Linked DNA regions of Mus musculus: regions 1, 2 and 3 are each linked to region 4. Evidence: chromatin loops called from intact Hi-C (ENCODE). Cell type or tissue: heart. All regions are shown on one strand. Links, peaks and the distances in the headings refer to the core of each region. The heading gives the core; the rest is flanking DNA. Region 1 overlaps Atrn (attractin). Region 2 has its middle 8.3 kb from the start of Siglec1. Region 3 overlaps Adam33 (a disintegrin and metallopeptidase domain 33). Region 4 holds the start of 1700037H04Rik (RIKEN cDNA 1700037H04 gene).

Region 1 (7,932 bases), core at 1,701-6,700, 200 kb before region 4:
TGGGATCACAATGAGATTGTGAACCACTCATTGTTGTTTTCCAATATAATTTTTAAAAAGATGTATTTATTTTTATTTTATGTGTGTGGGTGTTTTGCCTGCATGTATGCCTGTGTATACTGTTCCTCCAGAGGTCAGAAGAGGATGGCATCAGAACTGGTGGCTGTTAGCTGCCATGTGGGTACTAGGAACTAAACCCGGGTCCTCTGCAAGAGCAGCAAGTGTTCATAAACTCTCTCTCCAGCCCTAGAGTTGATTTCTTAATGGTTTTAAAAATCCTGTTTACATCTTTCTTATAGGATAAAATCTACATGTATGGAGGAAAAATTGATTCAACAGGGAACGTGACCAATGAGCTGAGAGTATTTCATATTCATAATGAATCATGGGTATTGTTAACTCCGAAAGCTAAGGATCAGTATGCAGTGGTTGGACACTCAGCACACATTGTTACACTGGCATCTGGCCGTGTGGTCATGTTGGTCATCTTCGGTCATTGCCCACTCTATGGATATATAAGCGTTGTGCAGGAATATGACTTGGGTATGTATTTTTTCCAGTGGAGGCATCTTGAATATCATACTGAGAACCCCTGCCCTTATTATTAGGACACCGTAACAAAATTCAGCATGATCTTGATCCAGTACCTTGTCTTGAAATAGTATCAGTAGATAACTGGTGAGATTGAGGTTGTTGAAGTCCCTGTGCAACAGCTGTTTCTTACTTGTCAAGGTCTAGTCTTGGCTTGGGAGGGGTTCTGAGGAAAGGGGTGTCAAAAAACCCAAAAAGTCCAATTGTAGGTCCAAGCTGGCAGCTGTATATTGCATTAAGGAAAGCTGAGGGAAATTTGGGATATTTATTTCATCTATTAGTCTACATCAAGCAAGTCAAGCGCTCACAGTCAACGTTTGCACCCTCAAATTAGTAACAAAAGAGGGGGAACTGAGGAGTCCAGCATGGTCCTGGTTGGGACAGAATGACATGGTTCCAGCCCTGAGACAGGGGCAGCAGGTCCGGGCCTCCATGGATGTCACACTATGGACATAAACCTGTTTGTATAATAATGTACATATTTCATGCTCCTCTTCTGAGTAATGTCCTTCTGTTAATGTGAATGACTTCATGATAATCAGAGCCAGTGTGAGTCTGGGAAGTAAATGGTGGGACCTTCAGGACAGCTCTTAAGGCTGTGGAAAAGAACATGAGTTCAAAACCATATACTTCCTCAACTATACAAAAATAGAAGGATGCAATATGAATTGTATGAGGGGCTTCACAGATCTAAAGGAACAAAAGCAGCTTCGCTGTGAGCCAACTTGTCAGAAAGATATTGAGTAAGCAGTTAAAGAGATTTAGGGAGTGCTGATTGCTAGAGGAGGCCACCCAGCTAAGTTTGTGCTTACAAAGGCAGACAAAGTCCTGAGTTCAGGGTGGGCCTGGAACAGAGCAAGGTTAGTTAGACCTTGGTGTGGTAGAAATGGTAATTTCCAGACAGGATACCCAACTAGTTTTTGTGCTTAACAGAGGCAGGTAGATCTCTGAATTCTTTTGTAATGTTAAAAGGAAATGTGTGCTTGTTGTCTCCCAAGGGGCCTGAGTCCCAGGATGCTGATTTATAGGAAACCTGGAGTAACTGGGTTTATGACCTGCAGGAGACGAGCTATCCAGAATGTTTTTTGCAATAGCAAGAGAGAACTGCCTGGAGAACTGCCTTCAGCAAAGAATAGCAAGAGAAAGCTGTCTAGAGAGAGAGCTGTCTGTAGAGAAAGCCGGTCAGAGAGAAAGTAGACTGGAAAACTGTCTCCAGCTTGGACCCACAATTTGACTTTTTGTTTTTGTTGACAAGTTGCCCTCCCCCAGAAACACCTTCCTCAGGACCCCTCCCAAGCCAAGGCAGGGCCTTGGCCCTTCTTGTCAGCTTGCAAGGAGCCAAAGATAGCATTAAATGCTTTGGATATCAAAATAAGCAAAATGCAAAACAGTAAACACTCTAAAATAATTCTGGCTAGTCCTTTAAATATTAGGCCAGTGCACTGTTATTTTACCTTAATGTATAATCTTGTGTTACATTTTATTGTTTTTATTGTATAATAGGAATGTCAGAATTATAATTTTGTAACATTTGTTTGACATTCCTGTGAAAATGCATCTAAAGATCATTAAAGTGCATCTGAAGATCATAAGGACTCACTGAGGAGCACAGGGAATTAAGTGTCTGCTTAAGAGAACTTTGAATCTTTAATCTTTAGAATTTGTTTTAAAAATTTGAATCTTGCCAGTGTGGTGGCGCATCCCTTTGGTCCCAGCACTCAAGGGGCAGAGGCAGGTGTATCTCCATTAGTGTGAGGCCAGCCTGGTCTACAGAGCAAGTTCCAGGCCAGGCAGGGTACACAGAGAAACCCTAGCTTAACAAAACAAAACAAAATATGAATCTTTAAAAACTTGTTCTGTGAAAATTTCATACATGTATACAATATAGCTTGTTCATATCCACCGCCATTCCTTCCAGCTCCTCTAGGCTTTCCCAGTGCATCTCCTTCCTAGCCTTATGGCCTCCCTTTCAGGGTGAAGGTTAGCACACTGAGTCCAGTTAGTGCTGATCCGATGCAGTCTTGTCTAGATGGTCTTCTTTATAATAAGGTGAAAGTATATCCTAAACTTCCGTCTTTTGCTCTAAGGTGTTTAGACTTTAAACTAATGTTTAAATCGTTTAAATAATTTATTATTTCATAAGAAGAGGAGCCTGCAACATTGACTTTAACTATTGTCTCTTATCCAGAAAAGAACACATGGAGTATATTACATACTCAGGGTGCTCTTGTGCAAGGGGGTTATGGCCACAGTAGTGTTTATGATGACAGGACCAAGGCTCTGTACGTTCATGGTGGCTACAAGGCTTTCAGCGCCAACAAATACCGGCTTGCAGATGACCTCTACAGATACGATGTGGATACTCAGATGTGGTGGGTGTTTTCCTAGAGCTTTCCCTTGGTAGTCTAGAATCTGCAGAGGCAATTGATTAAAAATACTGTGCTATGGTTTGACTTTTGTTCAGCATTGTATGTAACAAAGTTAGGAGATCAATACAGTAATAGAGTTAAGGTACTAATGGTGCTGTTGCTGTCTGTTAGTGCTTAGTGCTTTAGACCTGATTCACTGAACTCTAGCAAGGTTTCCTCTCTTCAGAATTCTCAGCAATAAAAGCTGTGCTGATTTTATCCATACTTAAAAAGCATATCCTTCCTTTTCTCTTTTTGGTGTTGGGGATCAAACCTTGTACATGAATAGGCTATACCATCTTTATCCATTTACATCACCAAACAGGATGCTCTCGTGCCTATTTGATAGGGTTTTCACTCACTTCGAACTGAAACTTGGGTTGTAAGAGTATGGTACTTTTAGCAAATGGAAATAAATTTGAGTTATGATGCAATTATAAAGCACTGGTCTCTCTGTATTTCCCTCCTCCTTCTACTCCCTCCCTCTTCCTTTCTGACCCCCTCTCTCAACATACATTAGAGACCATGCTTTGACTGTCAATTTATGCTGTGCTGAAGATCAGGTCTTTAGTGGCTGTGAACCACGGAGCCTATGCAGTGGAAGTTCTGGTCTCTGGCTTTTGCCTTACTAATAAAACACTGAGCATAAATTTTGATTTGTATTTCACAATTCTTACCTGGAATTCTTAAGTGGAATTATGGAGCCATAGAGAATGAACATTTTAGGGCTTTTAATATAGTTTCCCGAAATTTTAACAGATTTTCATGATTGTTAAAGGAAGTGGCTTACGTATAGGGGGAAATCAAGTATTGCACATTTGAATCTAAAGTTATAAAGTAATTACATTTAAATTGGCAAATAAGTATTCTTTTAAAACTAACCTTATATTTATTATTTCTAAATAAACTCAAAAGGACCATTCTTAAGGACAGCCGATTTTTCCGTTACTTGCATACAGCTGTGATAGTGAGTGGAACCATGCTGGTGTTTGGAGGGAACACACACAATGACACTTCCATGAGCCACGGTGCCAAATGCTTCTCCTCAGACTTCATGGCTTATGACATTGGTAAGCTTTCCAAAGATGTTTTAGCTTCAGGAATATTTTCTTTGCTGATGGAAAGATCACTATGTTAAAATAATTGCACCATTTAAAAGAAGTCCAGGTGGTAGAATTTGCATTTAATTTGAGTAGGGTTACACATCTATTGAAAAGCATTATTTTGGATTAAACTACATTAAATTCTTTGTGAAATCACTCTTCTTAATTGCTTTAATTCTTTTTTTAGGTTGAGTTAATTGGTATCTTCTTTCTTATAAGTGCCTTACATAGTAGTGGTGGTAGTTGTAACCACCAGTGTTATGTTAAGTTTGATGGGATATGCTGTTTCCTAGAAACCTGGTTTTACACATGCTGTTGATGTCAATATACATGTGGCCAGAAGAGGGCAGTGTCTGTTTATTCCTGGAAAATAAACATCAGCTGCTCTGTTGTGTAAATATCACCCATGTGATGTTCTTTCTGTTTATTTGTCTTTGCATTTTGAGACAGCCTCACTATGTAGTCTAATTGGCTGAAGCTCAGTATATAGATCAAGGTGACCTTGAACTTAGAGAAATCCTCCTGCCTCTTCTGAGTGCTAAGATTAAAGATGTGTACTACGAATGAAAAAAAAAAATGTGTACTACCACACCTGACTAGAGATTCATTTTAAAAATTATTCTTATTGTGATAAAATGCTCAGAATAACACTCACCATCTTAATGTTTTAAGTAGTTTAGATTTAAATATATTCCTAGTGTTATTCATGTTATAATACCATCTGCTTGCCGACTTCTTGTAAAACTGAAACTCTGCCCTTAAACAATAGTTCCTCTCTTCATCCCTCACTCCAGCCTCTTGAAATCATTTTCTATATCTCTATGATTTTGACTAGTCTAAATTAGGCATTTTTTAAAAAAAATATTTTGTTTACTTGTATGTGTATGAGTGTTTTGCATGCATGTATGTTAAGCACACCATGTATATTCAGTGCCCATAGAAGCCAAAAGTAGGCATAGATTCCCCAGAGCTGGAATTACAGACTTTTGTGAGCCACCATGTGGGTGCTGGATACTGTGCCCAAATCCTTTGGAGGAATAGTGAGTCTTCTTAGCTGTTGAGCCATCTTGTCAGCCCTAGATGTTTGTTTTTAACAAACGTGTTTTTGCCAGCCATTGAGTTTTTAAATTGAGAATGGGGGGTACACTATAGTTAGTCCTTAGCTTCAAGCTTGTGGAAGCAGAAATGAGAAGACAATATAATCTTAACTCAGGAGGATTCTTGCTGGCTGAAACAAAGATGTGAAATTACCTCCGAGCACTCCTAAGCCACTGGGGTGAGCAGGGTGGTCTGGAGAGGCCTTGAAGAGAAGCTGTCTGAGCTTGTTCCTGGGGACACTGGGAGTCAAATAGACCTCCTGGGCAGGGGGATTTAGTGCAGACAAGAGGCAGGAAAGTACATGTCAAATATTTAGGACTTTTGAACCGCTACCTTTCTTTTGTCATGGTAACACAGAAGGTAGCAGGTGACTGTTAGACTAGAATGTTCAGATCTGATTCAGAGTGCCAGGGATCGTTGGTTGGTCTTGTGTAAAGTCTCACAAGTGATAGAATCATATGTGTGTCTTAGACTTTTTTTGTTGTAGGTATTTTAGATTTTTCTTGTTTTTCCTTTTTGTAAGTCTGGCCCTCACACTATGGTCCAGGCAGGCTTAAGACTTATGGTAACCATCCTACTCTGCCTTTATGGGCCACCATGACCAATTTAAGAAGCTCTCTTGGGTGGCATTGTGATAAGTGATCTGGAAGGGGCATATTGACAGTTAGCAGGCTGCTACTGCAGAAGTCCTAATTAGGTTTGTATCAAGGCCATGGAAGGAGCAGTGACTTCTAGTACCTGGCTGTTGTGTGTCTTGACAAAAATATAACTGCCCTTTCTTCCCAAGTGTCTACTATGGACCACCTTTGCCAAAACTAAAAGCAGATTCAGAGAAAAACATATCATGATTGCACATGGCTATAATCCCTGAACTTAGGAGGATGAGAAATATGGCAAGATTGAGACCAGTCTGAACTATCTAGTAAGACCGTGTCTTTAATAAAAATAGTAAAAATTATAAAATCAGGGAGTAGGATCTGGGAAGAAGAGAATGAAGTAAGTGTGGGGCATATCCAATTGGAGATGTCTTTAGGACAGAGCTGATTGCTGAGAGGTGGTTGTAGGAGAGGTGAGTTATTGTGGGGCATAAAAGATGAGCAAGAGTCAGAGACAGTTGGAGAACAGAGTCTGAACAAGAGTAGAGACTAAAGAGAGTGTCAGAGAAGCAGGGAGAAAATAGGTGAGATTGATGACCTGTGAGATATGTTAATGGCCAGAAGAGTGGCTAAAAATGACTGGAGAATCCTTCAGACTTGTCAACAAAGAAATCCTTTAGCCTAATTTAGGGTGCAGGCGGCTGAGGAAGGACATAGGTGAAATATGTGCTCTGTGTGTTCATTTTTATTAAAGCTTATCTGCAAAGGCCTCAGATTTGCTGTGTACTTGTAGCTGAGGCTCTTTTGAACTCCTGGTTCTCCTGGCTCCACCTTCCCAAGTGCTAGGATTACAGATGTGTGCCCTAGTTAAAATAGCTGTATACCTAGCATTAAAAATTTTAAGTTAGAAAATACTGTGGTGCTCCGGGGATGCATCTCAGCAGTAGAGTGCTTGCCTGCTATACACAAGGCCCTGGGACTGATCCCTAGCACCACAAATACTAAAGCAGACATTCTGGTAGGGAAAACTGGTAGACAGCAGAGTGGTGACCATCAGGAGGGGGGTTGTGGGTGATGAATGACTACATTAATTAGAAGTTCTGTGCAGTATATTTATTTCATGCCCTGAAACATTGCTGCTGCTGTTGCTGCTTTCCTTTACACATAATAACATAACTAAAAGACAGACAAGCATGTGGTATGAGGCTGTGGATGAGGCATTCTTTGTTTTCCTTTTTTTTTTTTTTTTGAGACAGGGTTTCTCTGACCTGGCTGTCTGAAACTCAGTAGGTAGAACAGGCTGGCCTTGAATGCACAGAGACCCTCCTGCTTCTGCCTTCTGAGTGCTGGGTTCAAAATTTATGTTTTTTTCTATAAAGACTGAGAGTTCACATGGACTATATATGACAACCTACTCTGAAATGTGTTTTTCTCCCCCTTAGCTTGTGACCGATGGTCAGTGCTTCCCAGACCTGAGCTCCATCATGATGTCAACAGATTTGGCCATTCAGCAGTCTTGTACAACAGGTAATTGGAAAGCAAAGGCTCTATTACTGTCTTACATCTTATATTCATTTTTAATATCAACTTCCTAACAGTTGTATCTGAATGGTAAGAGGTTTGGGGAGAAAAAAGGAGAGAAGGCAGTTCTAAGTGCACGATAAGGTAAGGGGAATAGGACTGGGAGGTTATGGGGTCAAAGAGCAAGTCTGAAGTCTGCACTATATCCAGGTGTGTGCTCAGGAATACTTTTCTGACCAGCAGAGCTCTTTTTCCATTTGCTCCAGGAACCTTAGTCCTGTAAAGGACATGCAAAGGACTAGGGTTGTGGGCCAGCAATAGAGTGTTTATCTAGCTTGCACAAGATCCTGAGTTCTGACCTCAGCATTTTGCCTTCTGCAAACACAGCATTTGCCATAAGGGACATGCAGAATGGCCATTTTACCTAGTCACTTGAAAGTGTGCTTTAAGATTGAGAAACTTAACAGCCTGCTGATGCTGACTTTTCTTATTTTGCTTCTGTTACTGCTTTCTGCTTCTTTCTTTAATACTCTAATGCTTACATTATATAGTCCTACAGGTATTCAAATTTTCTGTTGGAGTTTCCTAATACAAGTAATTTAACTTGCATTAGGA
Region 2 (7,932 bases), core at 1,424-6,423, 66 kb before region 4:
GGCCTTGCACAATCTCGGAACAGGAAAAGCCTTAGACATGGGACAGCCCCCATTGGACCAAGAACTTGGGGACTTGAGCAGCTGAGGTGGGACCCAGGACCACAGTGAAGTTTTCTCCCAGACAAATGAGAAGAGAGGCCGGTATTTTCATTCTCTGGCCAGGCTTAGACCTGTCTCTTTGGACCACCTAGCCTTTGGGGAGAGTCTCCGGGAGGCAAATCTGACCTGGGAACATCACAGGCAAGTGGATCAAGGCATTCCCTTCCAAGTCCTCCAAGAGTCTCCCTATACCCCCTACAGGTTGGGAGTATCCAAACCAGGCATGGTGGCACACAAATGCAATCCTAGCACTCAGAAGGCTGAAGCAGGAGGACTTCAAGTTCAAGGCTAGGCTCTGCTACAAAGTGAGGCCTTGTTTGAATAAAGAGGAAACAAGACCACAGAAATGCCTCAGGGATTAAGAGCACTGGCTGCTCTTTCAGAAGACTCAAGTTAGAATCTCAGCACCCACATGGCAGCTCTCAACCTTCTGTCACTCCAGCTCCAAAGGAACTTGTCATCCTCTTCTGGCCTCTGTAGATAAATGCATGTGTATCCATGGGGGCAACCCCTGCCACACACACACACACACACACACACACACACACACACTAAAACACACACACACACAAAAACAAAGCCATAAAAAAAACTCCACCATTACTTTTTGTTTGTTTGTTTTTGTTTTTTGAGACAGGATTTCTCTGTGTAGCCCTGGCTGTCCTGGAACTCACTCTGTAGACCAGGCTGGCCTCAAATTCATATAGATCTACCTGCCTCTGCCTCAAGAGTGCTGGGACTAAATGCATGAGCCACCACCACCAGGCCCACAAACCACTCTTATAGTACAAGATTCTCTGCCATTTGAGGGCCTACTATGTGCAGCTGACATAGGGAGCTGCAGCTAATTGGGTCTATTTCCATCTTTTGTTAGTGTGTGTGTGTCTGTGTGTGAGACAGAGAGAGACAGAGAGGCAGAGAGATAGAGAGACAGAGACAGACAGACAGACAGTGTGCACAAGTGGGAAGTCCTGCTCTATCCCTTCACATCTGTTTGGAACAGGGCCATCTCACTGAACCTGGACTAGCCTGGTGACCAGCAAGCCACAGTGATCCTGTCTCCACCCCTTAGAGTGTGAGAATTAAAGGTACAAACAGCCATACCAGAATATTTTACGTGGCTGCTGAGATCTGAACCCAGACTCAGCAGCTCAATCTCTTACCTGCTTACCCACTCTCAAGCCATCTTCCTCCTTCCTTTTTTTTTTTTTTTTTTTTTTGTTTTTAGACTCACTATCTAGGCCAGGTTGGCCTTGAACTCAGCACCATGCCCACCTCATTTATTCCTTCCTCAGTGACAAGTTGACACATCACTACCTGCTCTTCTGTACTTTACAGACCAGGTTCTTCCACTTGGCAAAGGTAACTATGTTCTCCGGCCTTTAATTCTGGTCTTGGCTCTGTGACCTTTTTGACCAATAGATGTTAATGGACAAGACAGAAGCAAGTTCTTCAAAATGTCCTTCTGTGGTGGCCTCCCCACATGTGTCCTTGCCACTGTCGTACAAAGAACAGGCTACAGGTAGCACGTTGGCCAAGATAGGAGATATGACACATGGGTAGACAGAAGCAGTGGTCTAGAACAAAGTCTAGCTGTGTGAGCCTGCACCCGCCAGACCTGAGCCACCCTGATACCCTGTGGGGTGACTATAGGTGCCATACCAAGTTTCTCTGCAGCTCTGGGGATTTACTGGTGACTGGCAATGGGGGCTTGAGGTCCTACTTGTTCAACTCCCTTAGCAGGCTAAGGCCTGGAGGCCTGGACTGGTTTGCTCTTCCTTAGCGTGAGGAGGCAGAGTCGGGATTGGCTTCTCTGGCCCAAGCAGGCAACTCCTCTCCTCCTCCTTTCCTTGGGTCAATGGAAACCTCCATAAATAAAAAGCCCAAGGCAGCTCTGAGGTGAGGGAGACTCCTGCACTTGAAGTGAGTCTGCATGGTCGCTGTGAAGTGGGTTCCGTCCGTCTCATTTTAGGTGGAAGAATCCATCTGTGGAGATATTTTGAGATTTGCCCAGAGAATATTCGTCTTGATTAAAAAAAAAAAAAAAAAAAAAAGATGAGAGGTGGGTGAGCTGGAACAGAAGATCAGATGGGGAAGGGGAGGGAGCATGGGAGAGGAAGCTAGAATGGAGGGCCATTTGAGGGGTGGTATGGGAAATGTAGTGCAGTGGAAACTCCCTAAAATATATAAAATACATGAACCTCCGAATAATGGGGGACACGGAGTTGGGGTCATGATTCATTTTCTTGTCACTAAACAAAGCTTACAGTACGGGACTGGGTCATATCCAATTGAGTCGTTGGCCAAAGGGTTCCATGGAAATCCCCAAACAGCCCAGGCTGTTGACAAGACAACAGGTTGCTCTCCACAAACCGATATAACAAGTTTCCATTGCTGAAGGCAATACCCACACAACTCATTGAACACGGAGAGGTCGAGCTGGTGCCTACACAGAGCTTTAACCACTATAGTCTGGTGTCTTTGGTAAAGGTACTCTGCATGCTACCAAAAGAGAAACATAACACCAACCCAGCCACAAACCCTTTGACCTACAATACTGTCCTGCCTGCAAGACATGCTAGAGCAACGGTGACACCGCTGTGGCAGCAGCCAACCAATGTCTAATTTAGCTTAAGGTCCATGCCACCAATGGTAACCTTGTTTAGGTGACCAAGAGTCAGAGCCTAGATAGCCCAGGGACCTAGGGTAAAGCTGAATACTACTTTGTCTTCTTTAAAGTAGTAATCAAGTGACTCCTAATGGTATTCTGCTATACTCATAGATCTGTGTCTTGTTCAGCCATCGTGAGAGAAACTTCCTCCTGCAGCAGATGAGAACAATAAAGACCCCTAGCCAGACATCATGCAAAGAGAGCGAGAGACTTTGGAACGCTCAACTCCAAAGGAGATGTCTCCATCAACTCCCTCCCCTCAGAGCTCAGGGAAGCCTACAGAAGAGGAGGGAAAGATAATAGAAGGCAGACGGGACAGGACCAGGAGAGCAAAGCTCGTGTGACCTCACAGAGACCAAAGCAGCAAGCACAGGGCCTACCCGGGGCCACACAGGTCCTCTGTGGATATGGTACAGCTTCTAGCTTAGGATTTTATGGAACTCCTGAGTGTGTAAACAAGTGGGTCTCTGATTCTTCTGCCTTCTCTTGAGTTGCCTGGTCCAGTCTCGGGTGATGGCTTTTGTTTTATTAAATCTTATTTTGATAAGTTTGGTTGTTATCTCTCAGAAGTCTGTTCTTTTCTAATAAGACACAGAAAGGGAGTGGATCCAGATGATAAGGGAGGAGGGGAAGGAGGGGAAACCATAATCAGAATATTTATACGAGAAAAGAACCCATTTTCAATAAAAGGGGGAAAATTGGCTACAAAACCCAAACCTCCAAATAGCAGCAGTATAAATAAACCAGAATGTGTCTCAAGTTAGCACTGGCATACAGCTTATGTTTGCGTGTGAATGGGTTAAAATAGAGATTTATTACATAGTCCCTGGGTGGCCTTGAACTTGTGATCTTCTTGCCTCAGCTTTCTTAGTGCTTGGATTACAGCTGTGTGCTGCCATGTATCTGGCAACTTGATCATTTTGAAACTGGACTCCTTTGTTTCCAGTCAGCTATATTCAATGAATGCTTCTACTCATGGTCCAAGGTGGCTACTGGTTGCTCCAGCCATTAAGCAAGACAGAGAACCAGCTTTGTAACTGGGTAAATACTACAGATTCATTACTAAGTCCATTCATTTCTCCTACTCAGGCTCTGGGCTCCTGTGAAGGAGCCCCAGCCAGTTTTTGCAGTGTTTGTGCAGAGCCTCCAGCCTCCCCCAGAGGGCGCCAGAGCCCTCTGCTTCCTCCTCCTTCAGATACCAGGGTTTTTTGCATTAGAGGTGTGGGGCTCTTTGCTGGCTAGATTTTTTGAAGGTCCTGGGGGGGCAACTGAGCTCTCATACCTGGATCCAAAACAGGAAGCATGAATCTTTTGGAACATCAAAGCCAATCCCAACAACACACCTCTTCCAGCAAGACCACACTCCTTTTTTTATTATTAGATATTTTCTTCATTTACAATTCAAATGCTATGGTCCCCTATACCCTCCCCCAGCCCTGCTCCCCAACCCACCCCCTCCTGCTTTCTGGCCCTGGCATTTCCCTGTACTGGAGCATATGATCTTCGCAAGACCAAGGGCCTCTCCTCCCATTGATGGCCGCCTAGGCCATCCTCTGCTACATATGCAACTAGAGACACAGTTCTGGGGGCTACTGGTTAGTTCATATTGTTGATCCTCCTATAGGGTTGCCGACCCCTTCAGCTCCTTGGGTATTTTCTCTAGCTCCTCCATTGGGGGCCCTGTGTTCCATACAATAGATGACCGTGAGCATCCACTTCTGTATTTGCCAGGCACTGGCCTAGCCTCACCAGAAACAGCTATATCAGGGTCCTGTCAGCAGAATCTTGCTGGCATCTGCAATAGTGTCTGGGTTTGGTGGTTGTATATGGGATGGATCCCCAGGTGGGGCAGTCTCTGGATGGTCCTTCCTTCCATCTCAGCTCTGAACTTTGTCTTTGTAACTCCTTCCATGGGGTATTTTGTTCCCTATTCTAGGAAGGAACGAAGTATCCACCCTTTGAAGGCCACACTCTTAATCAAACAGCCCCCAACTGGGAACCAAGTATTTAAATACCAGAGTGGTGGGATGTTCAGCCCATCTTGAAGAGCAATAGCTATCTCACCTCCTGCCACAGGGACCACTTGCATAAAGATCAGTTACTAGATGGTGAAGGAGAAAGAGCAGAGAGAGAGGTTGTAAAGTCAGTGAAAGATGAATTGGGTGTAGAAATGCAAGTCTGTAATCCCACACTCAGAGGGTGGAGGCAGGAAGATTGGGGGATCAGGACCTGCTACATGACCCTAATTTAAAACAAACAAACAAACAAACAAACAAGCACAAAACAATAACACCAAGCTTGGTAGTACATGCCTATAATGCCAGCACTTGGGAGGCTGAGGAAGGACAATCTAGAGTTAGAGACCAGCCCATTCTACATAATGAAACAGAAGGAGGGAGGGAGGGAGCCTAGGGGTGTGGCTCAATAGAATTGCCTAGAATGCACAAGGTCCTGAGTTTGACCCCCAGCACTACATGGGGGTGGGGAGTGGGGACAGGGACAGAAGAAGAGGAGAGGGAAGAGGAGAAGAAAAAAGAAGCGGAAGAGGAGGAGGGGGAGGAGAAAGAAGAGGATCGAGAGGAGGAGGAGGAGGAGGAAGAGGAGGAAGAAAGAAAAAATGGATAGTAAACAGCTACTGAGGGCTGGGGCCTGGTGCAGTCCTGGCAGCTTTTTGAGTGCAGTACGTGGAGGCTAAGGAGCCTCCGAGCCAGCTTGTACTATCATCTCCGTTCACAGGAAGCTGAGTCACGGGGAGGTAAAGAAACTGGAGCCGGGGGTTTGTGCAGCAGCTGGGCGGGGATGGAATGTGAACAGGGGCAGCCATTTCCTGAGGCCAGCTCTGAACCACCCAGATACACTGCTGGCTAAAAGAACCAGTAAACAAAAGGTGAGCAGACCGACCCAAACAGAGAACACAAAGAACAGAACGGCTAGGAAAGGGGACATTTTAACGCCATTACATTCATAAAACCATAAAGCAGCCATCAAAGAAAAGAACAGAAATAAGTCCTGGGAATTTTAAATAGAATAGCTAAAAGGAAATTTTAATAGAAAGGAATATGAAATTCTGTGGTTAAGGGTTCCAAAATCAATCCACTCTTCTTTTTTCTAATTGTAATTTATTCTTTGTGTAGGTGTGCATGTACGTGTGTGTGTGTGCGTGTGTGTGTGTATGTACGTGTGTGTGTGCATGTGTGAGTGTATGTGTGTATGAACGTGCATGCATGCATGTGTGTGTACTTGCATGTGAGTATATGCATGTACCTGTGTGTGTGTGTGTGTGTGTGTGTGTGTGTGTGTGTGTGTGTGTGTGTGTGGTTCCGTGAGGTCAGAGGACATCGTTGTGGAGTTGCTTCACTCTTTCTACCTTTAAGGGGTTCTCCTGCTCATGTAGCAAGTGCTTCACGAGTGAGCCTCCTCATCCTCCTTTCACTCCTCTTTACTGGTGAGAGTGTGGGGGAGCTTGGGGACAGAAGGGCCTTGATTTCAACCAAAGCCATATTACCACTAAAATCCCAGTGACAAGAGGATAAGGAGTTCAAAGCCACCAGCCACTACATAGCAAGTTCCAAGCCAGCATGAGAAACAGGGTTTCAAAATACAAACAAACAAAAAGCCCTAGCTCTGTATTCTCTAGTGGATAGGTACAATCAGGCTGGGTCCTGTTTAGTACACAAGAGGGGCATGCTCCCACTGGGAGAAGCCCGGATAAATACAAGACTAAAGGCAGAAGAGAGACACTGTGACCCTGGGTCCTTAAATATATCACCCAGTCCCGGGATTAAGCCTTCCCTAAAGCTAAAAGCTACAAGGGCTCCAATTAATTATCCAATTATCTTTGTCTCCACTGTCTCCATCAGCCCTCAGATGAGCCACTGTGAAGGTAAGCTGCCAGGACTCAGTTGCAAGCTCATCTTTAAGGAGAAACTTACAACAAACTGAAATCACATAATTGCCTTGAGAGAGCAATTCATCAAAGAAAGGTACCAGGAGGGGAAGCCTGGGAGTGTAGCTCAGTAGCTGAGTACATCTCAGAGCCCAAAAGGAATAAAAGAAAAAGGGGGAAGGCAGGAAGAGAGAGAGATGGAGAGGAGGCTAAGAAGGCAGGAAGGGATACTGGCTAAACCCAGTAGTGGGCCCATTCTTCACTTACACAGCACCCAGGCTTGAGAATGTGTGCACGGCAAACAGGCTTGGAGACGCCTGGTTTTTATCACAGGAAGAAATAGAAGAGAACTAGAGAACTAGACGTGGTGGTGCATGCCTTTAATCCCAGAACTAGGGAGGCAGAGACAGGCGAATCCCTGCATTTGAGGCCAGTCTGGTGTACATACAAGTTCCAGGACAGCCAGGGTCACAGAGAGAGACCTGTCTCAAGGAAGAAAGGAAGGGAGAAAGGAAGGGAGGAGGGAGGGAGGAAGGAAGAATGGAAGAAAGGAAGGAAGGAAAGAAGAAAGAGAGAGAGAGAAGGAGGAGGAAGAGGAGGAGGAGGAGGACAAATGGAAGGAAGGAAAGTGTGACTATGCCCACTGCTCTCTCTGCAGTTACTAAAAAGCCTTATTTTCTTTCTACTGTAATCCAAAGAACCATTCTTTCACTAATCCTCACATCCGATTGCCACATCAATGTCATAGGTGGAGAAGTCTCAGTTCTCCTCTTCTTTCCTCCAATAGAGACCCTGGGCAGTCGCTCTGTGTGCTGGGAGTCATCAGAAAGCCCCTTGGAGGGCCTCGAGACCTCTCTGATCAGCTCTCTCTAGCCACAGTGCTTCCTGAGTGATGAGGAGTCTACCCTGGGCATTCCCTCTGTCTGCCCCATGCCTGACCCAGCAGCTCTGATGGGATCTAAAGGCTCCTTGTTCTTACAGAAGCCTGCTGCCCCCAGAGTTGATGGACCCAGCATGTTTAGCCTGAATGACGGAGAGAAAAGCACTGATTTCTTTTGTTGTGGTGGTGGGTTTTTTTTTATTTTATTAATTTATTTACTAATTAAGACAGGATCTCTTTGTAGTACTGATTATCTTGGAGCTCACTATGTAGACCAGGCTGGCCTCAAACTCACAGCGATCTTGCTTCTCTCTCTTGAGTGCTAGGATCTACGGGCTGCACTACCGTGCCCGGCCTCTTTCTTTGCTCAATTCCTATCCCATGTTCTTGGCTTTC
Region 3 (7,932 bases), core at 1,831-6,830, 110 kb before region 4:
TCCAGTGATGATGGAGCCAAACTCCACCGGATGCACACTGCCCAGGGGTATGTCTCTGCAGGGGCCAGTGACAGACCAGATAAGAGTTCAGAAGGTTGGAAAGTGACCGTGTATGAGACAAAGGGGGATTGCTTCTCCATTCCACTCAAGCTTCGAATTCCACATTCCTGTTCTGTCCTTAAGATGTCCAGACCTCACTTATGTCCCAGGGCCTCCAGGGCTGTGGACATCCTTTCTCCCGAGGTGACTCCACTCCAGCCCCCACTCAGTCTAGATGTAGGCGTCACCGAGGGCCCACCTAGAGCTGAAGTGCAGAGATGTCTCCCTTGGTGGGAACTGTGCCTTCCCATGCTCCGTTTAGCCGTGCTCTGCCAGTCTAGACTCTGAACTGCCGGGACCTTTCTCACAGACCTTGCCATTTCTTTGGATGGTTCATCCAGATATTCCCACTGTCCTTGACACCCTATCCCGATAACGGTGTGCAGCTGCCACCCCTCTGAAGTGCCCCCTCCCAACTGTCACTCCACCTGTTTCCCTGTCTGCAGACACCGCCCCCACCCCCCAGGCACTACCTGGCTTTCCCCAGACCGTCTCACTGGCTCCTGGGGCCTGCTGGTGCTGTTTCTGGCCTGAGGTGCCCTCTAGTCACATCTCCAACCCAACCCTGCCCTTCCCTCAATTGGTCTAGAACACTTCCAAGTTCAGACAGGGACATAATGTGCCTGACTTGCCCGAGGGGCCTAGTGAGGAGGCTGCCCTCGGTAGATAATGTGTGCTATCAGGTGGCATTTCTGCCTGCCAGAAAATTGGGTTTACAGCACTGTGATCTACAGGGGACAGAGGCACAGAGTCCTGGCACAGAAAGAGCAACACTATAGCTGGCCAGTTTATAGGGAGCACAAAGGGGTCCTTGGCTAGCACCGAGGGACCTGAAGGGAGTAATTAGGGCAAAGGCCATGGGAGATGGCTGATATTGAGACAAGGAAGCTAGAGTCGTCTTCAGGACAAAGCGGAGCACAGGCTGTGTTGAATTTCTTTAAAGCAGAAAAAAACCAACAACAACAAAAAACATAAAACAAAAAAATCAAGGGAAGCCCATGGAAAGGACCACACCACCAAGTGCTGGTCAGGGCAGTGATACACACCACGGACTTCTTCCCACAGCCTGGGAGCTCTCACTACATCTAGAGAATAAGGATCCCATCTAGCTTCCTAAAGCCCCAGCTCCCTGTAGCCTCTCACTCTACAAAGCCCTGAAGAGTTCTGAGAAGCAGGAGCCATGGGGGCAGGCTCAGGAAGAGAGACCTGAGCACCGAACCTACCTATTCCATAGGGGGTCCCTCCTGCAGCACAGTCCCCTTCGATGACAGAATGTTGGGAGCTGGTAGTAGCACCAGGCTAGGCCAGCCCCAGGGAGCAGAGGCAGCAGGAAGCTGAGGAGCATGGCCAAGGGGAAGGCATCTCGGTCTGTGGAGGGCAGGGGTGCTGAGTCTCAAGCAGGCTACTGCCCAGGTGGTTCCTGCCTGCCCCCACCCCACTGGCATACTTGCAGACTGTGCAGGGCCACTATCCACGCTACCACCCAAGCCAGGCTTGTCACAGAAGGGTGGAGCCCAGCCAGCAGCACAGTGACAGTTACGATTGCTATTGCAAACCTAAGATGAGGATAGAAAAGTCACCAGGTAGCAAGGACCTCCAAGGTCACCCTGACCCCTTAGGCTACTCACCCCACCGTTATGGCAGGCAGTCAAGCAACGTTCCAGCTCCTGGGAGGTAGCATTCTGACAGTGCCTGTCCTGGCACACCTATGGGCATTGTGCCCACTGGGCAGTGAGGAGAACACTTTGGCATGGAGGACTCAATAACCAGGAGGGGTTGGGTGGGCAGGGCTCACCATTCTAGGTCCACAGCCGGTGCCTGGCTCTACCAGACCCAAGTCAAGCTGGTCCAGGTGACTATCTGGGAGCACAAAGGCCCCTCGGCAAACCACTTCGCGGCCCTCTAGGAGAATTGTGGAGTCCATAGTCACTATGTGCGGCACTAGTGGGTTCGGCTCCCCTCCCTGGCACAGCAGTTTCCCACACAGAGCGTCCCTGGGGAGGAAGTGGAAGGTGGTCAACAACTTGGAGTGTTCCCTCCGCATGCTCCGCCCTACTTTACAGCTGCAGACCCTCAGCATCACACCTCACCTCTGAGCACAAGGCAGGAAGCTACCCTTGTGGTCCTGGCCACAGTTCCCTTGCGAATTCCCCATGGAGTTCATCTGCTGGAAACATGGCTCTGGGGCCGGCTTGGACCCTGGGGGGAGGGGGAGTAAGAAGCGGGCAGCTCGGGCCTCAGTTCCACGGGTGGAGCTTGCCCTCAGTAGAAAACCGCAGGTTTTAGTATTGGTCAGGGCACCAGGACCAGCGTGCGGTCTCACCAGGCCCCCATAGCTGCTGGCACTGCTGCTCCAGCGTGGGACACCAGCCGTCTAGGCAATAGCCGCGACCCTCAGCGCAGGGTGAGCCATCCAGTAGGTAAACATCTGCGGGGCAATACGGGGAGGTGCCGGTGCAGAACTCGGGGAGATCGCAGTCAGTCGCAGCAGGACGACAAGGCGTGCCCGCGGACTTTAACTACACCAGAGACCCATTAAGGGAAAGCAGAGAGATCTTTGCTGAAAGCCCGAGGGAGTGCTACGTGAACCCATACACTGGGTCAAACTCACACTCAGAAAAGGGACTAGAAGTCCCAGCCCAGCTAAGATGTACAGGGCGCTCCCCAGTATCCTCACCAGGCACCTCGCACAGCAATCACCGTGGGCACATTGAGCCCCCGCACGCAGGGAGCAATTGTGGGCAAAGCAGCAGGGGTCTGGGCACTTCTGAAGTCAGAAAGGAGAGAACAGAACACGTGATGGTGGAGCAAGCTAGACCTGGGAAAGGCTGGGAGCATGGGTTAGCCTTGAACCCCAGGGACGAAGATGACGATCTGACCTGGCCAGAACCGCAGTCGCACTCTTCTCCTGCTTCCAAGAAGCCGTTTCCGCAGCGGCTGGGCAGCACCAGGAGCCCCGGCGCCGAGGTGTTGGAGAGGCAAGGACCGCCCCCTTTGCGGAAGAAGGTGCGCAGCTGGCGGCGGCTGCAGGCGCTGAAGACGCGCGGGAAAGGGTGCCTGCAGATGGAAGATGGATGTCATTGGTGGTGTGGGGACCATCTCGGGTGCTGGAGCCACCTCCTAAGCTCAGGCTACTTCTGCACTCTGGGCCCTGAGGTTAGCCACACAGCCCTCAAGATGTGCTGTTTCTTTCTAAGCTAAGCGAGCAATCGAGAGAGAGAGGAGCCTAGGAACTGGAGACAGGAGGCTGTGACGCTAAAATCGGGCAGTCCGGGCCCCAAGGAGGACCAAGGATCAGAGTGGAGTACCCTAGTCCCGCAGTCATTCTGAGACTCCACCTTATCAGCATCTTTCCCACCGAGGCCCTATTAGCAGGCTGTTATCTTTACTAAAGAGGGAACTGAGGGGTAACCAAAGAAACGCAGTCGCTTTGTCTAGGTCCGGTAACAACGACCTTCTTTGCGTACCCTGTGGCTGCCTCCATGACGCAGCCTCCTTGCTCTGCATCGGCCTGCACGCAGCAGCCCTCGGGATCATGGTGGAGGCCCAGGCTGTGGCCTATCTCGTGGGCCATGGTGGCTGCTGTGCCGATGGGGAGTTCCGAGTGGTCCTGAGGAGCCGGGTTTCACTGAGGACCACAAACCCTACCCAAACCTCTCTCCTCCTAGGTCCCCAGCAGAGCTTACTGTGCTCACACCTCCGGAGCTCTCCGCGCGGCATATGCCCTCCACAGGTGCCAGGCCCACCGTGGTACCCTGGAAGGTGCGGCCCCTAAGGATGATGGAGCAGGGCGTGACTGGGTGGAGTTGGAAATAAGGACATCCCGCAACCGGGGTGTGTGTGTGTGTGTGTGTGTGTGTGTGTGTGTGTGTGTGTGTGTGTGTGTGTAAATGGCACCCACGTGAGCAGTTGTGTGGAGTCGTGTGGTCTCCTGGCCCACACCCCGCGGCGCCACTGTAGGAAAGCCCAGAGCGTTTCGTTTGCGTCCTGAGTGATGCGACTGAGATCCTGCTCGGTCCACACTTCCAGCCCGGTCAACACCAACTGTATATCCAGAGTCCTGAGAATCTGAGGGAGAGACCTGCTGAAGCCAGGAACCAGGCACTCACCAGAGCTTTTCAACTGCCTCACTCCCAACCTTCAGCGCCCTAATCATCCAACCTGGTCCACGCAATTGGCAACCTCCAGGAGGCGCTGTCTCGTGTGGTTCAAGTTCTGATGCTGAAGCAAGAACTGAGAAGGCAGAGAGGTCCCTGGGTCATAACGGTGCTGAGCAGGCTCCCGCCCAGCCCAGTCAGACCTCTTAGGTCTCTCCTCACCAGGGTGTGGTCAGCCACTATGTACAGTTCCAGGTACCTGGGACTCCTGCGCGCCTCTCGCCTCACCTGGGAGGAGCAAATGGTGAGGGGCAGGCTGCTTGACCGAATCCTTGGCCACACACCGTGATCCCCCCGGGCAGGGGAGGGGATAGTTAAACTTCTGCTCAAACTTGATTCTTCAGCCTCTGAATTAAAACAGGGAGACCCCGTCCAGGACCCGCATTCCTGTGTCCTCTGCTTTGAAGGACCAGTCCCACTCTAGTCTGTACCCCTTACCCGGCTCTGGGGGACATGAGGAAGACTGGCCATTCCTGCTTTGTATTGGGAGTTCTTGTCTCTCTGGACCCCTCTCCAGGTGAACAACTGCTCCATCCGGAAGATCTCGTGGGTTGGGAAGTCTTTGGTATCCCCAGGAGTCCGAGGTTGCAGATAATAGCTGACTTTGCTGCTGAGCACAATAAGGCCACTAGAGTGCAGTGGATAGCAAGGATGTGTGAACAGGAAGCGCTCACCTCTGCCGCAGCCCCAGGCCCTCTCCCCCAACGCCTTACCTCATCCCAGAGCAGGTGCTGAGAACCACCCAGGATTCCCGGAAGCCCCTCACACGCCCGTGATATTGGCAATGATCCTAGAGAGGAAGAGGCTCATACCCACATCTGAGTAGGAGCTCAAGTTGGTGGGACAAGGAGGAAGTGGGGCCTGAAGGCAGACTACAACCTCCTTAGGAATGCAAAACAGGACAGGGTAGGCATTGAGGCTGCACCCTCCCCATGTTCTCAGATCCCATGAAAGTGTCTCACCGTGTGGTTGGGGGACAGCACTACCGGATGCCCATCTGGCCTGTAGTGGGTTTCTGTGTATCCTGGGGCCAGAAGCTTGCTGGAAAGGGGGAGGGTTAGGAGTCACTGGATTTAGACCTGCATCCTGCCGCTTGCTTCCAGCTCTCCTCCCTGAGTGCTAGCGGAGGCATTCAGTGTGTCAGAGAGAAAGGAGACACTGTGCCTCAAAGAGAAAACCTCAGGCAAAAAGAAGACAAAGGTCTGGAGCGAGTCCTGAGGTGGGTTAGTCAAGGGGATGGGAAGTGTGGGAAGCACCCAGAAGGACAGGCTGGGGACCTTTGGTGCTGTGGAGCCTGCTGCAGGCAGGTGTGTGTGTGTGTGTGTGTGTGTGTGTGTGTGTGTGTGTGTGTGTGTGCCAGGAGATACTACCTCAGAGAGGCCAAGTAGGGCCAGGGTACTCCTGCCTTTGCTGAGCGGACCCCAGGCCCTCCAGTTCTCCTCAGACTGCTAGATCTCATGTCTCCATCTGTCCCTCAGTGATGCGTACTTCCGACTTCCACCTGCCTGTAGCTGCTTCTGTTCAGCCACCCGGGGAAGGGTCCCTTTACCTGGAGCTAGACTCTATCAGTAATGTTTCCATTTTCAGGCTTCTTCCCTGTCCCCACCAGGAACATTGCAACCATAAATAAATAGCTGCTTTTCTTCCTTTCTTTCTTTCTTTCTTTCTTTCTTTCTTTCTTTCTTTCTTTCTTTCTTTCTCTCTCTCTTTCTTTTTCTTCCTTCCTTCCTTTCTTCCTTCCTTCTCTTTCTTTCTTTCCTTCTTTCTTTTCTTTTCCTCCTTCTCCTTCTCCCTCTTTTTCTCTTTCCCTCTTCCTCACTCCTTTATATTTTGAGACTGGATTTTGCTAAGTTGCCTAGGCTGGTCTTGAACTCATTCTTTATAACTCAGGCAGTCCCTGACTTGACTCTGTGTTTCTCCTGCCCAGAGGAGCCGGACTTACAGGCCTCTACCTCCATGCCTGACTTCAATTGCTCTTCCTTACAGAAAATCCTGACTCCAAATTCACATTGTCCTCCATCAAAAACCCAGGCTGTTGTACGGCCAGCCATCCTTACACACATTACAACTCTGCTGCTTTGCTGGCTGCACTCATACATGCTAACGTTCAATGTGTGCACACATGTACAAGACCGTTTAGTAGGAAGGGATGTGGCACTGTCAGGAACTGTGGTTTGGCGTGGTGTTTGCAGTTTGTTCCCAGTCTGTCTGATTCCATGGAGAGAATAAAATGAATGAGTGCCTTCTGCAATGTCCGTAAGAAAGCAGACATGAGCGAGTGGTGTGGTTGGTGGTGGAGTCTGCAGTTCCACGCCTCCATCTTGCTTACCCTCTGCACTCCTTCGACACTGTGTTTCTCCTTTACCACCTCCCGTTCTTTGACTCTTTAGGTCCATCCAAGATCTTTAGCACTAAGATGCCCTCTTCGATCGGCCCCACTGGGAAGCCCCCCACCCCAGCCCTCTCCTCTCTGTTCCCTTCCACGCAGATGGAGGCATTCCAGGTAGACCAGATGTCTCTGTTCTCTTCCACGCAGATGGAGGCATTCCAGGTAGACCAGATGAACTGTCACCATTGGATTTGACCTTCGCAGCTTTTTCTTCTGCCATCTGTGGAAGTTCCCTTTGCCTAAGAATTCCCTTTGAATTAAGGTATCAGTCAATGTCTGTTCTGGTGCTCACTCTTCTCCAGCGGGGAGCCGCCCATCCAGCTGCTCCAGGGTATGAGATGACCAGGTATGTACTTCCTACAGTTGGGTTCAGTCCACTGTAGCCCCAAGTACATCCGCCACTCTCCCTGTCACTCCCACTGCTGCTTCCCACCCAGCCCCCAACCCCCTCCCAGAAAGCACTGATCCTCTCCAGAGAGGGTCTTTGTCTGGACTTCAGCAACCCCCCCGCTGGTACTCACTGCTTCTTCTCCAGTTCAAGCAGGAGATCCTGGCCTTCAGCCTCTAAAGCCACCAGCACCGAGTCAGGCTTCAAGATCTGACCGAGAAGGAACGCAGTGACACACTAGGCCCCAAGGCCACCTGGCTGCCCAGGAACCGGTAGGATGTAGAGCTGCCTAGTGAGAAAGCTCATAGGAACAGCTGGCTCTCGCATTGCAGGGAGTGGATATGTGTGGGAGTTGTAACTTAGAGATGTTCTCAGTGCTTGTGTTTGTGACAACGGACCCTTAAAGATGCATAACCACCATATACGGACATAGCAGTTGCTACGTTGCCTGGCATATGTTGTTATGTCTGCTATGGACATATGCTATGGCCATAGTCAGGAGCCCCATGAAAAGGCAGGAAAAGCAGGAGGCAGTGGGCACTGAGGGTGATGTGGGTCATTGGGTGGGCTACAGCTTTGGCCATCTCTTGTACTACCTGCAACCTTGCTTCTGTTTTGTTTGTATGCTTGTTTGCTTGCTTGCTAGTTTGCTGTGGGTGCTATAGATCAAACCCAGGGCCTTGCACATGCCAAGCAAGCACCAAATCACCCAGCTGCATCCACAGCTCCTGGTTGCACATCTCTCCATCTTGCTGCCTTTCCCTCATTCCTGAGAGAACCCAAACTTTTTCCTCCACCTTCAGTTCTGACAAACTGCCCGATCCTCTGAAATTCCTCTGAGCTGGCCTCATAACTGAACTCATGAAGTAAACATGAAACCCAACTTTGGCTCCCTAAAA
Region 4 (7,932 bases), core at 2,015-7,014:
CTCCAGCCCCACCATCTTAGGAAAGCAGCTCACACTCCACCCTAACCCCAGGGAAGGCCTAGCCGTGTCCCCTCTCACTATGTAATAGCTTATTTTAATCTTTCTTGTCATTAAGGGCAGTGGCTGTGGCTTTGCCAAATGTCCCCAGCATCCATCAGGACACTGGAGAGGAAGACGAATTCAGTTTACATTTATTGACTGAATTAATGAATGACATCCTGAGGCAAGCCCAACTGGGCTAGATATGGTGTGCTTGGGGCTGGTGACTCTCAGGAACTTTTCACCCTCATCTCTTAGCCAACTCTTGCTCTGGAAGGCAACCTCCTCCCAAGTGAGGTTTCCGTCCACTCTCCCTCTGAGGGTTACGACAGTCAGTCAGTTCCTGCCCATGCGCACCCCAAGATGAACAAGCTGCTGAAAGCAAGACCTCCATTTCCTGCAGAGGCCAGACTCTGAAGGCGAGCCATCGTGCAGGAACCGCCTGTAACCCTAAGAATGGTAAGGCAAGTAACAGCAGGGACCCATGAGAGCCTGAAAAAACCAAACCTCCTTTCACACCAGACAACCTGCTAGTGGCCGCCCCATGGGAGCTACACTCATCCATACAAATTCCTCATTAGAAGCAGGAAAAGAGGCCACTGGGCCTCTCCCGCTGTAGTCCTGTCCACAGGGACCTGCTAGGCCACCTCACAACTTCTAGCCTGGCCATGCCTCCAGCCTGCACCTGTGCTAGCCAAGTTCCCACTGTCACCTAAACCACACAGACCCCTCCCCACCCTGGGGATGGGGGGACAGTAGCCAATCAAATTCAGACTAGACCCCCCCACACACACATGCCCCATTGGCTGTGAGGACAAGCCATTTCACTTCTCCAATAGAGTAAGCAGTGGCCTGCCTGCTCTTCTCTGGGCCTGTGTGGCTGTGCCTAGGACTCTGTGAAAATGCCAGCACCCTCTACTCTCCCTCCTCAACCCTTAACCACCACAAAAACAGAGCTCTGGGGACTTGGTTCCTAGAGCAAAGGCAATTTCACCGGAAGAAAGGCACTTCTGGTCACTCTTGGAGGAGTCCTCGGAGAGTTCAGCTTCTCAGAAACTAGCTAAGAGATGAAGGAGGCCCCTCCCCTGCCCTTCTTCCTTTCCTCACTCCAGGGCACCAGGCTCTGGGAAGACTATGGAGGAGGCTGCTGTGGTGCCTTTTCTACTTTAGGCCCCTCATCTGGCAAAGAAGATGATGCCCCTGCCCTTAGATGGCTGTCGACAAATCAGGAGTGAGAGGAGAGAAAACTGGGTATGGCAGCAGGCAGACTTGGTTAGTAGAAGCCGGAGGATCAGAGTTCAAGTCATCCTTGGCTACAGAGTGATTGTAAGGACAGTCTGGGCCACCTGAGACAATATCTCCAAATAATTAGTAAGTAAAAAACAAATATACATAAGTCAGGTGAGATCCTGGACAGCTTCAGGCGGGGGCACACTGAGGGCTTCTTGGTATTTCAGATGCTCTTAGGGAAATTGGAGTGACTAAAATGTGGGCGGGGAAAGCTCTGAAGCTACCTTCCCAAAGAGCTAGCATGTGGGTAAACAGGTGGTGGTTATGGAAAAATCCAGGGTCTTCGGTGTCATAAGGCCTTTTTCATTGTCCAGTCCAGGCTGCCCTGTTCTAGCACTCAAGCTCCAAGCTAAGAGGCAAAGGTGATCTACCCATGGCAAAACGGAACTCTTGCATTGTGACACTCTCTCTCCCTTCTGATTACCTACCTCTTCCCAGAGGCAGCCTTTAAGCCCCAAGGTATCACAGAGCCAATTTCAGCTTGCGTTGTGCTGTGTGGCTGGGAGCACAGCCCCAAACCTTTTACCGTCTCCTCTCTGAATCATTCTTCAACCACCATTCCCAACCCCATAAAAGCCCTTTCTATGTCAGAGCAGTAAACAACCTTCAATTCTTCCTACCACCTCCCCTACACCCATCCAGGGACCCAGTCACAGCTCAATCATCAGCCCAGCAGAAGCACTTATCCAACCTCCCCTTAAAGCTCAAAGAACACCCACTGAAGTCTCAGACAGGGAGTGCTACATGGAGGTCGCATGTGGAAGCAATCTTTCATCTCCTCAGCCTTGACCTATCTTTGGAGCCCCCTTCCCCAAAGCCAGGGATGCAAGGACGGTAATAGGTGTTTACTCTCACAAACAGTGGAGGGAAGGGTTGACCTGTGAAAAGGGTGTTAGTCCCTCCTGTCTACCAACCTGTGTGGTTCTCCTCTGCCTAGCATTCACTTCCCACATCCCCCTCTGACATCAAAGGAGGCTGCTTGGATTCATCTGGCCTCTAGATTGACTCTTTCACCCAAGAAGCAGAGACACGGGTGAAAGCTGCTCCTACCCCCCACCCACCCACCCACCACCCACCCAGCCCACCCCACCCCACCCCAGTGCAAAGCAATGCCCTACCTTCACATCCCACCACCAAGATTAAAGAGGAAAGACTCAAGCTGTCCAACCGAGCCCTGTTCACTAACAGGAGCACTGGTCCAGAACCTAAATCCAACCATTTCTGTGAGACACTGGAGAGGCTCTGGCTCTGGCCCTCTGGCCTTTCCTACCGCCATCCCTGTGGGTGTGGCACGCCCCACCTCAGTGTTATTGTTTTCTCAGGGGACAAGAGCAGCAGAACGGGCCTCAGACGTACCCACACCAAGAGCAAGGCCGCGGATCTGTCCATCTGAGATAATGCCCTGCGCTCTCTGAGCTCGCCAGGCTGACGCAGGAGTCTCTGGAGCCGACACTCCCAACATCAACATCCTCCTCATGATCGTGCCCGGGCACCGGAGGCTCAGAGGCTACTCTTCCAAGGTCACATAGAGCCACGAGGACCAGGTAGGAACGGGACGTCAGCCACATTTACGCCCCCACCCTCAGGTGTCACTTGTACCCTGCCCGCTAACCGTCATTTGTACCCAGGACCCCACATCCCCCACCCCATCCCGCTTCTACAGAGTTCCTCAGGCTAGAAAGCAAAGCCTCCAGCTCCAGCACAGCTGAGGATCTCAGACCCAGGAGCCGTCTCTGGTGAACTAGACGGAGCCCGGAGGGCCCATCTCACCTTGCAGGCGAGCCCCGCGGCCAGGCGGTCAGAAACGACCGCGGAGGCGGCGGTAGCAGCAGCAGAACGGGCTGGAGAGCGCGAGGAAGAGCCCCGCGCCGCATCAGCCTCGCGCCACGCCCTCTCCTCCTTCATTGGCTTGAGGGGCGTTGAGGGGCGGGGCTAGGGCACTTCAGACCAATGAGCTGTCTCTGAGATCCACCAATTAACGACGAGATTCCACATCACGTGTGCGCGGAGGCTGAGCCCCACGAGTCGACGTCACCCCAGCGGCACGAGCTTGGGTGATGAAGCGGGATGGGAGCTATGTTGGAACCGCTGCTGGAAACCGACCAGAGCGACCTTCCCCATGAGGTTTCCGATCCGCGGCAGTTTTGTCTAGGAGTTAAGCAGTCACCTTTCCTACTGGACTGAGTCTGGATTTCGGTCTTCCTTTCCCACCCATTCCCTATTCCAAATAAGCATTAGAACAAAGAAGGCACGCGGCGTAGGAAGGGGGGAAGGGAGCGTACGCGGGCGCCCCCGGGGACAGGAGCTTCTGCTCCTGGTCTCCAAGGAGGCGGTCGCCATGGCAGCGGGATGCGTCTCGACCCACCCGACAGGGTGTGGGCGTCTTCGTAGAGCACTTACTAAGGCTTGTGGATTTTTGCCACAGGCCCACCTGTCCGTGTGCGACTATCTCTATCCTTATATACACTGATTAGGACAAGAGGTTTAAAGTGCCGAAAGAGCAGTCAGAACACACAGGTTCCCGATCCTTCCAACTTAACTAGCGGAGACAGGCCTTGGACCGCTGAGAGCTTGCTTGTTTTTCCGATAGAATGTGGTCGCTGCCTGTAAGAGTCCTCAAGGTCCGACTCTTCCGTGTCCTTATGGCTGTTAACCTGACTCGGATCTTGTGTTCGCACGCTGGTAACAAATAGTCTTTCTGTGCTATTGTTTTCATAGCGTTACTTCAGAGGGCCCAGTGCTTCCCTGCTGTCTTCAGCAGGGCTTCTCAAACTTTTTATCGTTGTTTTGGATGGTACGTGCGCTCCCTACTGTTGAGAAAATTCTGTCCTCCAGAGCGGACATTGAGAACTTTTCATTCTAATCCCAGCCTACTCAACCCCTACTCCCACCTTTCCAGAAGCCCCGTGGTGTGTTCCATATCTGTTCTTTTCCAAGTCAGCAGACAGTGCCTCCAAAGTATCCTGAAGGCCACCACGCCAGGCAAAAGCAGCCTGCAGATGTATAGCCCCCGGAGACTTTTATAAATACTTTTCTTCCCATCTTCTTGCCCCTCATCCTACTTCTTCACAAAGGATTCTCATTTCCAGTCTTCTTTTGAAATATCAGATCTAACAACACATTCTCACATTTACATTCAAAACAAGAACCAAGGGCTTTGGGGGTAGCGGTCCCTGCCTTTCTGGAACGTCAGTTTACCATAGTCCCCTCTGATTCCTATTTCTCGCGTTTATTTTACTGCCTAGGTGTGTGTTGATTTTCAGTTTCAGGATTCCTGTTTCCCTTTTGCTGCTTTTCACTTGAAACCCATCTCTTGGTGAGCTCTATCGAAAGCAGAATAATCGCTAACAGTTTACTGTCTGAGGCAATTTTCTAATTGTCAACTCCTTTTAACATACTTTCTGAATATGTACGATAGGTAAGTTAATGTGCTAACAGACTCCCAAAGCAAGACACCCCTAGCTTACTGTGAGACCACCACACAAAAAGAACTGTGGTTTCTTGATCTTGCCAATACTCCTCATGTTCCTAGACTAAGCATCTTGGGTACCTGGGAAAACCTGTGATATGGAGCTGCCTGTACTAAAGCATGCTACATGTCTCCAGGAAAGGCCACAAATGGTTTTGGAAAGTTGCCTGGGGAAAATAAGGCTTTGAGTGCCGACAGAACACCAAGATAGAAGTTCTATGGCTGTTTCTCATTGTTCTCAGTGGGCCCGTGCACTGAGACGGTATGGCAACATCAGAAGTGCCCAGACCTATAAGGAGCTTCCTGGGCCCAAGGCCTTATTATCCAAAGCTAGGACAGCAGTCTCTATAGAGTTGAGGGCTGTAGATGAGAAGAGATGAGCAACTGCAGGTTAGGCAAACTCCACTTCCAGCTCTGAGTAGTCTGAACTTTATGAAATAAAAAAAAAACTATAATAAATCTCCTTGGAAAACTAATAATATGTAATAAAGTTGATAGATGCTTGGGGGCTAGAGAAATGCTTAGTAGATAAGAGAATTTGCTGCTCTAAGAGCAGGATTTGAGCTGGTCAGTGGTGGCACATGCCTTTAATCCCAGCACTTGAGAGGCAGAGGCAGGTGGATTTCCGAGTTCAAGGCCTACCTGGTTTACAGAGTGAGTTCCAGGACAGCCAGGGCTACACAGAGAAACCCTGTCTTGAAACAAAACAAAAGACCAGGATTTGAGCCTGGTGGTGGTGGCACACACTTTTAATCTCAGAACTCGGGAGGCAGAGACAGGTGAACCTCTGAGTTTGAGGCCAGCCTGGTCTACAAGAACAGCCAGAGCTATTACACAGAGAAACCCTGTTTCAGAAACAAACAAACCAATAAACCAGGATTTGGTTCCCAACACCCACTTACAACTGCCTGTAATTCCAATTCCAAGAGATCTGATTCCCTCTTCTGGTATCCTTGGACTCTGCACACATGTGGTTACACATACAGACAAGCCCATGCACATGCACGCACACACACAAACACACACAAATAAAAATTTGTTTGAGCAGGGCAGTGGTGGCACATGCCTTTAATCCCAGCACTTAGGAGGCAGAGGCAGGCGGATTTCTGAGTTCGAGGCCAGACTGGTCTACAAATTGAGTTCCAGGGCAGCCAGGGCTATATAGAAAAACCCTGTCTCAAAAAAACAAAAACAAAAACAAAAACAAGTTTGATAGATGCTAAAAATATTACATTATTTCTCTTGTGCACAGGCACACACACATGGTTCCATGTGTGTCTGTGTGTGTGTGTGTGTGTGTGTGTGTGTGTGTGTGTATCAAAGCATTTGTAATAGGCCCTGTGATGGTTTAAATATGCTTGGCCCAGGGAGTGGCACTATTTGTAGGTGTGGCCTTGTTGAAGTAGGTGTGGCCTAGTTGGAGTGGTGTGTCACTGTGGGCATGTATTTTTAAGACCCTCATCCTAGCTGCCTGGAAGTCAGTCTTCTCCTAGTGGCCTTCAGATGAAGATGTAGAACTCTCAGCTCCTCTTGACTGGATGCTGTCATGCTCCCACCTTGATGATGATGGACTGTAGCTCTGAACCTGTAAGCCAGCCACAATTAAATGTTGTCCTTATAAGAGTCGCCTTGGCGTGGTGGCGCATGCCTTTAATCCCAGCACTTGGGAGGCAGAGGCAGGTGGATTCCTGAGTTCGAGGCCAGCCTGGTCTACAGAGTGAGTTCCAGGACACCCAGGGCTATACAGAGAAACCCTGTCTCAAAAAACCAAAAGAAAAAGAGTCGCCTTGGTCATAGTGTCTGTTCACAGCAGTAAAACACTTACTGAGCCAAGCTCAAACAGGAATAAATCAAATATATATCAACAATAAAATAAACAAATTACACTGTTGTTATACAATGATATCAGTGACAAAGGACAAGCTGAATGAATGCAAAAATATAGATATTCTTAAAGACAATATTGAGCAAAAGATACTGGATACAAAAAATAACATCTACTTTTGAATTTTAGTGCGTTTCTTTTGATAAATGCACTATGTATTTCTCTTAAGAATATATCTAGGGTTTTCTGGTATATAGCCTGTTGTAGCTTTATAAAGTGCTACTTAGCTCGTATGAAGAGCATTTTTCAAATTTTCCTTCACATATGTTTTGAATAAGGACGGGCTACAACAGACATTTTTGCATGAGATTTAAAGATTGGAAGAAAAATAGCAGCAATACAGAATTTGACATTTACAAGCTCCAAGGAAGAGATCTGTCACCCACACACTTTGTTGATCTGCTAACTTACCTCACTGACATAGATTAGCAGATATGCCTACAAGGACTCTGTATTTTCCTGATTCTCCTCTGACTCCTGGGGCAGCTGACCCAGGGGGCCGCCGCCGCTGCTTCTGCAGTTCACGCGCAGGAGGACCAGAAGCAGTAAGAGCTGACACCGGGTTCACTTTGTTCAGGAGCTTCTGCCCTTGGATTCCACTGTGTTCCATTTAATGTCCATCTTCCCTTCCCAACTCATAATCTTTGGACTTGAAACTCCAGTGTTAGATATAAAAACATTAACTTTCCTGGGGCCTGGTGCCATTTGGCCTATAATCCCCCTGCTACGTGAGAGGCTGAGGCACAAGGTTCAAAAGCTGAAGATCTCCCAGGGCTGCAGAGTGAGTTTAAAGGCAGACTAAGCAAATTAGTGGAACATTATCTGAAAAGTCTTAAAAAATGATTGAGTATGGGAATATAGCCTGGGGGAGAATGCTTGCATAGTATGGTAAGGCCCTGTGCTCATTTCCTAGTACATAAAAGAGGCAGAGAAGCCTTGCAGAGACTGTTTAACCATCTCCAAAAATTACCTGTATTTAAATCCCTGTAAGAAACTTCCTGTGATTGTTGGTCAGATGGCTCAGTGGTTATGGGTAATCTTATGAGGACCCAAGTTTGGTTCCTAGTACCCACTTCAGGCAGCTCACAATAGCCTGTACCTCCAACTCCAGAGGGATATGGCTTGCACAGCACCTGTATTCATTTACCTACACTCACACACACACCAGACATGGTGGTGCACACAGTCCCAGCACTTGAAAGACAAGAGGCAGGCAGATCTCTGTGAATTCAAGTCCAGCTTGTTCTAC

What was found. A loop is a pair of places that touch in the nucleus more often than their neighbours do. Peaks named below come from ENCODE experiments on the same cell type or tissue, not always from the same donor. Only the 100,000 strongest peaks of a DNase experiment are listed, where the experiment ranks them.
Region 1: it touches region 4 in a loop (3-fold over the local background); 5 of 42 quality-filtered maps call a loop at or near these places.
Region 2: a loop joins it to region 4, with 6 times the contacts of the local background. A loop is called at or near these places in 18 of 42 quality-filtered maps.
Region 3: a loop joins it to region 4, with 6 times the contacts of the local background. A loop is called at or near these places in 4 of 42 quality-filtered maps.

Annotation. Positions count from the first base shown.
Region 1 is chr2:130,957,606-130,965,537 of GRCm38, forward strand. Atrn (attractin) reads left to right here. Exons shown (of 29, transcript NM_009730.3): 8 at 300-543; 9 at 2,780-2,963; 10 at 3,915-4,069; 11 at 7,239-7,323. Among named protein-coding and RNA genes, the nearest start is that of Atrn, 55 kb to the left of the region's middle. In heart, for the core only: a CTCF peak has its summit at 4,436 (motif pointing right); no DNase peak of the experiment used is centred there.
Region 2 is chr2:131,091,119-131,099,050 of GRCm38, forward strand. No RefSeq gene overlaps it. Among named protein-coding and RNA genes, the nearest start is that of Siglec1, 8.3 kb to the left of the region's middle. In heart, for the core only: no CTCF peak of the experiment used is centred there; DNase peaks (open chromatin) are centred at 3,923 and 5,533; H3K4me3 peaks cover 329 bases; H3K27ac peaks cover 1,741 bases; H3K27me3 peaks cover 225 bases.
Region 3 is chr2:131,051,496-131,059,427 of GRCm38, forward strand. Adam33 (a disintegrin and metallopeptidase domain 33) reads right to left here. Exons shown (of 21, transcript NM_033615.3): 3 at 7,167-7,243; 4 at 5,219-5,297; 5 at 4,970-5,046; 6 at 4,695-4,884; 7 at 4,419-4,484; 8 at 4,261-4,332; 9 at 4,001-4,167; 10 at 3,786-3,870; 11 at 3,567-3,709; 12 at 2,979-3,156; 13 at 2,777-2,866; 14 at 2,423-2,618; 15 at 2,190-2,298; 16 at 1,895-2,093; 4 more. Among named protein-coding and RNA genes, the nearest start is that of Adam33, 8.4 kb to the right of the region's middle. In heart, for the core only: CTCF peaks have their summits at 4,277 (motif pointing right) and 4,888 (motif pointing right); DNase peaks (open chromatin) are centred at 4,326 and 4,949; H3K4me3 peaks cover 2,959 bases; H3K27ac peaks cover 425 bases; H3K27me3 peaks cover 4,461 bases.
Region 4 is chr2:131,156,854-131,164,785 of GRCm38, forward strand. 1700037H04Rik (RIKEN cDNA 1700037H04 gene) reads right to left here and starts at 3,228. Exons shown (of 6, transcript NM_026091.3): 1 at 3,100-3,228. It overlaps Gm14232 (a long non-coding RNA gene), which reads left to right and starts at 444. Exons shown (of 3, transcript XR_003954063.1): 1 at 444-498; 2 at 2,652-2,873. In heart, for the core only: a CTCF peak has its summit at 4,136; DNase peaks (open chromatin) are centred at 3,298 and 4,208; H3K4me3 peaks cover 2,424 bases; H3K27ac peaks cover 2,372 bases.